3 separate regions of the Mus musculus genome follow, and all the other regions are linked to region 3. A link is a loop called in an ENCODE intact Hi-C map of the cell type or tissue named here. Cell type or tissue: heart. All regions are shown on one strand.

Region 1 (2,500 bases), 69 kb after region 3:
TCAGCCTCTCTGGCATGGTGAAGGAAGCCTTGGTCCCAGGGTGAATACTTGAAATGCCACCCCAGTAGGAAAGAAGGGGGATCACTGGTAGACAAGGGGAACACTCCAAAGCCCAAAATCTCAGCCTCAACAACACGTGTGGTATTGTTCTTATCACTGTGACCTTTCATGACTTGCTACCATTACTTACTCTGCTGTGGAAATAACAGGAAATGAGAGTTGTCTTGTTGCCCAGAAACTGATGCAAGAACACGTGAAACCATAGTCCAGAAGAGCAGATGCAAGTCCCATGGTCAGCACTGAGACTTGACACTCCAGAAAGGAGGCTTCCCACTGCCCTCTGCTCTGACCCTATCCCGGCCTGGGTTTCTACCCAGTGACCTGTCCGAGACTAGTATTAATCATCTAGCAGAAATAGAATTTTAGCTCTGACTGCCCTGTCAAAGCCTGGCACTGCGTCACTCACTGTGAGCACATAAACCCACCTCTCACGGAGTGACAATTGTGCTTCTCGATCCTCATTTATGGGGAGTCCTTAGCAGAGTGGGCCCCATGCTGTGCACTGTCTTACATCATAGGTCATCAAACCATAGTACAAGAGCTGCGAGGTACGTGGGAACGTCCATTTCTTACAGATGAGAAAAACCTTGGCTGCTGATTCATATAAGCAACTAATTAGAGACCCCAAAGTCCATTTGTCAGATATTGTGACCATAATGTCACATAACAAAAGACCCACAAGTTCAGGAAATGACAGCAAAAGTCTCTTTATTGGCAGATATGGTCACTGTGGGTTTCGTGCCAGACTGTTTTGGTCCATTTCTGGGGTCTCCTCTTCCTTCCTCTGGGATGGTGATCATAAACTTATTCTTCAGAGTAGATGAGAGATGGCAAGATTCCATGCCAAGACAGGCAACTTCCTAACAGTGCTGGCCAGGACTCCTATCAATGGAAAGGAAGTGAACTCCAACCTCTTCGACTGGGAAGTCTGATAAGGTCACATGGGAAGAGACCAGGTGCTCCATTTGACCACCAGGAGTAAAATGAGAGGAATGGGAAATGCCACACATACCTCGCTACCCGGGAGGAAACACCAGGGTCCAAATTGATCCTCTGTCACTAGAATGCACTGTGACCCCGCTTCCTTTCTTCTGTCCCCTCCATGCCTATGCAGACCAAACTCTAGCTCATGATCTTGATGGGGATGGAGAAGCCTGAGAGAGTTAGCAGACCTAGATAGCTTCTCTGTCTCTCTGAGAAGTCGACTGCTGCCAGCATCCCATGCTGGCTGGTAAGCCAGGGAGGAAAATCACACTTTGTCACCAAGGTCCATTCATCAGCAATGCCTGATTCCTGCCCATCAAGGCAGGAGACTGCTCATGCCCAGCTTCTGGGAAGATGCCTTACATCTGGGACAAAGTGACTTTAAAATATCGTAGTAATCCCGCCCCCCCCCCCCCACACACACAGTATTTTATTCAGACTCGTCTGTGAACTTCAACTCCTGGTATCTTAGTGGGGACTTTACTGCCCATATCTATCTTCTTTCTATATCTGGGGTTCGAGATGCTCTGTACTGACACACCAACTATAGGAAATGGCCATTGTCCTGAGTATGGGATCCAGTGTTCTGAGTTCTGGCCTCATGCTTTTGTTCCTTCCCAGGCCTCTATTTTCCTGTTTGTAAAATGGGCTTAGGCCACCATATCTGTCCAAGAACCTTCCCATCCAGGAAGTTCCCAGTCCCAGGATGCTGGCACACCACTGATGGTTCTAGACTCTGTTCTGCCTATGTTCATGCTCTAAGTTCATTGATCCAAAACACTTACTGTCCAGAGCACTCAGTCACTGAGGGAGGAAGGGCAACTAGGTAAGTGTGGGGGAAGGGCCTGGTTAGCTCAGAGCTGTCAGACTCCAGAGCCAATGGCCACGACAACAGCCTGGAGTGCAATATGAACACAGGCACTCAGGTCCCTGGAACCCTCAGTAGGAACTACATTGAACAGGATCTCCAGGCCATTGTAACGCACACCTTACAGCTTGGGTACACTGATATTGTAGGTACTGTCTCCATGTTTCCCATTAGAGGCTCGCTCTTGCTCTCTCTCTCCCTCTCTCTCTCTTTGTGTGTGTGTGTGTGTGTGTGTGTGTGTGTGTGTATGTGTTTCTACATACTTCTAGCTGTCTTCATTTCCAGCAGCTCCACCAGGGTCTCTTCGCCAGAAGGCTGCCCTGGGGCTTCTGGAGGCCCCTTTGCCCTTGACACAGACAGCCTGAGGGCTTAGAAACTTACATCCACTCCGGGGTAGCCCTTTACCCAGGGCTTCCCAAACTTTCCCAGTTCACTGAAGCCCAGGTGTCTTAGTCATTTCACAAAGAACTCACTCTAAGGCCAAAAGCTTGACATAAACAAAACGGAAAAAAAAAAAAGCCAAACTATCAGTTGCATCTATTTAGTAGCATGGGTCAAATAGCTTTAACAATATTTATAGCCTAATGC
Region 2 (2,500 bases), 230 kb before region 3:
AGCTGCTTCTGTGTTCAATCTCTGGTCCAAACCTAGGTTCAATCGCTGCACAGGTTCTTTAGATGGCAGGTTACCACAACATAGGAGGGAAATACCTCAGCATCACACAAGAACATGTGCATCCTTGTCCTGCTCACCCGTATCTTACCCATATAGAATCCCCCCAAATGGCTAAAGACTGTCACTGACTTTGGTTGAAGTCAAGACAATATCAATTTTGCCTCTTCCAACCTACCCTGTAAGGCTACTTTCTTATTCTGAATGAACTTGGCAGAATGCCCCTCTCTTCTCTGGTCATGTTTTGATCACACAGTATCCTCCTTAGCCCCAGGACAGTCTCAGTCCAGTGATTAGAATGTCTAGAAGGATGATGAGAATCAACTATACTCACTAGTGGCCACAGGCAGGCTGTTACTGTATCACCCTGTCATTAAGAACCTAAGGATTGGGCCTATAACTCAGCATGTTACATGAAGCATGACTCTTGTGTACCTATTCTCTATGGACAGTGTAGATCAGTGGTTCTCAACCTGTGTGTCACTACTCCTTTAGGATTTGAACAACCCTACCACAAGGATTACCTATGACCATCAGAAAACACAGATATTTGTATTAGAATATATAACAATAATAAAATTCATTATGAAGTTGCAGCAAAAATAATTTTATGTTTGGGGGTCACCACAATATGAGGTGGTGTATTAAAAGGTCATAGCATTAGGAAGGTTGAGAATCACTGGTCTAGAACCTTCTCCTTGGCCCGTGATTCCTGTAATGTTCATTATACAGATCTTTTCTAGGATCCTGTTGCCCCTTGAGGCATCCTCTCAGGATAGCTTCTCCTAAGACCACTTGGGGTAACATATCTCCCCCAACTCTCTAAAGTACTGTCCCCCTACATCTCCAGCCAACTGTTTTCCTTTTTAAAAAAGAGTAAAAAGCCAATCTACTATGTCCCCAAGCCCCATGGAGGAGCTGTAGCAAGCAGGTTTGAGTTTTCTTTCTCTAACAGGCCCCACCCTGCTCCCAAGAGATCCCTTAGGTCGCCATGCCTGGCTGAGTTCCACTTATGCGAGAAGGCTTGGTTGCCAAGTTTGGGATAATTGGGATTTTATCTTCCCCGTCTACTCATAATCACTTCTCTCTTTCTCAGTCAAGCATGTCCCCTGTGCCGCCTGAGGTCTGCTGGACACCACATTCCGAGAGACATTTCCTGTCAGCTTCATTGTGCTTCACAGAGCTGGTGGCCATATGAGTTGCTCATTAAGGTGGCCTATTGTCTCAGCCACTCTTCACTTCCTCAGGTCAGTTTGTTCTCTTGCACGAGGACTAAGCTGCTGGTTTCTTTGAGCTTCCCATCCAGAGATACAGTCCGTAGGAAAACCATGAGATCAGGATAAAAAGTCCAGGCTGGTGCCCAGGGGCATGGTTTATTCTGAGTCCCACGGAGGATTACTTTGGGCAATCACAGGGTGAATGTGAATGCTGATTACATCTGCAGGTACCAGCCAAAGGAAATGAAGTGTAACTATATAATGTTAGGCAAATTTAAAGGATTGTTATTTCTACTGGGCAAGATAGCTACTTCCCAGCTTAAGAGAATAACCTCTGAGGTCAAATCCAAATTGCCTGTTTTATGCTTCTGTGAGTCTCAGGACAATACAAGAAAGCTTTCGGTAGAGGAACCACGCCTCTTGGACAGCCATCTGTGCCCCTTCACTGTTCCCTGTGTGACCTCTCTGAATGGTGGTCCAGCCTAGCTCAGCTGTGACGTGACTTGAGGAAAAAAGGGGAGAGAGCTCACATGGATTCCCAGCTCAATTCTGATATTAGAAAGCTCTGGGCATTGCAGGTTCTGCTGGGCTCCCAGGGGCCAGGCTGGTTCTGACCTCACCTTGCTCTGGCTGGTCTCCACTTACTTCATGTCCCATGGGGAATAACACCTCTCTGAAGGTGTTGAGCTGCAGTGGTTGTTTTTCTGGCTGCTACATGATACTCAGTCACCTGTTTGCTGTCACACTTGCCACTCGGAGTAACAATGAATTATTTGATGAATTGTTTGCCGATCTTTCTTGCTTCCAAGCTGTGAGCAACTCTAGACTTGGCTATAATTGATCCCCAAGACCCTTTGGTGCACAGCTGAAGCCCCACCCACACCAGAGGAAGTGCCGGAGGCAGAAAAGAAGAAATCAACACACACACTGCCTCTGTCCCAATCAGCATCCAAGGAAGTCTCAAGGTGAGGCTGCAATGCAGCCTTCTCAACAGGATTCTATAGAGAAGTGGGATGCTAACTGATTTCCAGAGGTGGCCTTGTTCCAGGGCTCTCTGAAAATGCTACCTGGTGATGAACTTGACTTTGTTCTTCTGAGCTAAGGGCACTGGCCCAGTGGGCCATCTCACCATGGCTCTACTCACCTGGTGGCCAGCAGAGTCCACTGAGAGCTGACTTCTGGGAGTCGTTGCTGGAAGAGAGTCTGGCAGGAAGAATTGTCAAGTA
Region 3 (2,500 bases):
TTGGCATGGTTTGAAAGGGGTGTTGCTATCAGGGCTACCCAAGCTGGCTTCTTGAACCTTTATCTGCAACCAGTGCTAAAGAGGAAGGCTTTATTCCAACACAGAAATACTCATGCCCATTTTGACACCCAAACTGCCTTTCCCACGCCCTTCTCAACTCACTACTCTATGGGTTCCTCCTTGTACCTCCTTTCGTAGTGTCTCTTGTCAAGTTGGCAGGCATACCTACCTGGAGACCAGGAGGTGCTTCTTGGCATGCTGCGCGTTGCAGGTGCAATCAGACACGGGACTCTTCCCTTAACATCCCCTCCACCCTTCATACACTTCACACAGACAACTCAGCTCCACATCTCAGGTGGCTGCTGCTCTAGGTGACATCTCCTCCCAAGAAGCAGCAGCTGCAGAGCAGTGCCCAGAATCGCGAGGAGTGCATCTGGAGGTTCTCAGGGCTGTCCTCACTGCAACCCTTGGGCAACCATCTCCTTTTGTGCATCAAGAGCATTGTCTTTGAAGTGGATGCAAATGAAGGTAGTTTGTCATAACTATTAAGTGGGACAAAGGATATAAGAGGGTCATGGGTGACTTCATGGACTTACGGCCTGTGCAAGACACAAGAGTCTGTTTCCCAATAACCCTAAACTCTGTTTTAAAATTACACCTTTGCAGATCTGCAACCCTGTAGGTGCAACACTATGAACTAACCAGTACCCCAGAGTTCTTGATTCTAGCTGCATATGTATCAAAAGATGGCCTAATCAGCCATCACTGGAAAGAGAGGCCCATTGGACACGCAAACTTTATATGCCCCAGTACAGGGGAACGCCAGGGCCAAAATAATGGGAATGGGTGGGTAGGGAAGTGGGGGGGGGAGAGTATGGGGGACTTTTGGGATAGCATTGGAAATGTAATTGAGGAAAATATGTACTAAAAAATTAAAAAAATTATACCTTTGCATCTTGGATAATTTGTTTGTTTGTTTGTTTTTTGCCACTGGACCCTATAAATTATGCAGTCAGTCCTGAAGAGGGTTCAAACACAAGACAACATTGCAAGAGGATTCATTGAGTTACAGCTGATAACAATGATTAAAGGCTATGCAGAGGATACTTTCTTTGCAGGCCTGGAATGCTGAGATAGCACAAAATCCCTCTGCTCCTACCCAAAACTCCCAAGGCTCCAAAGAGTTCAACCTTCATCCCCAGACCCAAGACTCTTCTGTGTAAACTTCAACAAGCCCTTTCCCCACCAGGGTGCCTTTCGACTGCACCGCCAGAAGCTTTCTACGGGTCCCCTTCCAAGCCCCACTGCTGCCCTGCACCTGTTGAAAGCCCACTTCTCTGAGTGGCTGAGCAGCTCTGCCCCTAGCGGAAGTTGGAAGTAAAAAACTTCCATTCAGGAAGTCCGTTAGAGCCACTGCCACCTGCTCCTGATGCCTCCTCTCATCCTGTCCCCAGCATCCAGCAGCCTCCAAGAACATCTTGGCTGTCAGTCTTGGGTGAGAACTATACCCACTGTTGTTTAAGGAAGAGCAGGGTAGATGCTGTGACTTGGGGGCTTCGAAAGGGGGAGCAGAGCTTCCCAGTGGGGTAAGTCTTTATTTAAAAGGAGGGCTGTATATAGACCTATGTGCCCCCCCTCTCTGTGGTGTGTGTGTGTGTGTGTGTGTGTGTGTGTGTGTGTGTGTGTGTACCAGTGAGGCAATGTCCCTTTACACTCTATATCAAGAAGGTCTGTCTCCCTGTGTCAATGTGGGCAGAGTGATAAGCTGCTGGCAGAACCCCAGGTGTGTAAGGAGATGGTGTGAGTATCTTTGCCATTTTGTAATTCTGTGGTACTGTCTCAAATTGTGTGTGTGTTTCTAGCAAGTGCTTGTTTCTGAGTGGCTGTGTGTCAAGGAGAGTTAGGTGAATGTGCCTAGCTCCCCCAGTATGGGACAGTAATCCAGTGTGTGCCTGGGTATTTACATTAGAGTGGTACAAATTTGTGTGGCTCTGTATGTGTGTGCAACTGTCCGTGTCCTAGCTTGCTTCTGAGTGAGTGGAGCAGAGTACAGAGTGTGTGAGTGTGGGTGTCTGGTGATTCAGTGTGTATTTGTATCAGCCACTGTGCGTCTGCCACCACGTCTGCATCTGAGTGTGGCGGCGTACTGCTGCGAGTGGCGATGCCCAGTGTATTCCTGTGTGCGTCTGGTGTGAGCACCATGGTGCGTGCTAGAGCCGGCTAGGCTGCAGTGGTAGGCTGTGGCTGGGCGGGTGCAACAGAGTGGTCAACGTCTTGTCTTGGCGGTGGCGAGTAGTGCGTGTCACCCGCGGTATGTGCGTTGTCTCGCAAGCCCGGACAGATCACCCACATACCTCCCGCCACGAAGCCAAGCTGCGACCCTTCCTGGGAGCCTAGAAGAGGGGGGTGCGCGGAAGCCTCTAGGACCCGGCGGAGGCCGGCCGCTGTCCCCGGGCCGCGCGAGTGAGCATGTGCAGACCGGGCGCCCGCTCGCCCGCTC

Evidence for each region. Peaks named below come from ENCODE experiments on the same cell type or tissue, not always from the same donor. Only the 100,000 strongest peaks of a DNase experiment are listed, where the experiment ranks them.
Region 1: a loop joins it to region 3, with 2.2 times the contacts of the local background. A loop is called at or near these places in 2 of 42 quality-filtered maps.
Region 2: a loop joins it to region 3, with 4 times the contacts of the local background. A loop is called at or near these places in 2 of 42 quality-filtered maps.

What each region holds. Positions count from the first base shown.
Region 1 is chr11:71,817,327-71,819,826 of GRCm38, forward strand. It overlaps Gm34127 (a long non-coding RNA gene), which reads right to left. Exons shown (of 2, transcript XR_388818.1): 2 at 752-942. Among named protein-coding and RNA genes, the nearest start is that of Gm34127, 3.1 kb to the right of the region's middle. In heart, a CTCF peak has its summit at 1,048; DNase peaks (open chromatin) are centred at 305 and 1,035.
Region 2 is chr11:71,514,322-71,516,821 of GRCm38, forward strand. 9230020A06Rik (RIKEN cDNA 9230020A06 gene) reads left to right here and starts at 2,215. Exons shown (of 6, transcript NR_152165.1): 1 at 2,215-2,500. In heart, no CTCF peak of the experiment used is centred here; a DNase peak (open chromatin) is centred at 1,160.
Region 3 is chr11:71,748,515-71,751,014 of GRCm38, forward strand. It overlaps a transcript of Wscd1 not described here. Among named protein-coding and RNA genes, the nearest start is that of Wscd1, 1.2 kb to the right of the region's middle. In heart, a CTCF peak has its summit at 1,351; a DNase peak (open chromatin) is centred at 2,347; H3K4me3 peaks cover 518 bases; H3K27ac peaks cover 276 bases; H3K27me3 peaks cover 1,355 bases.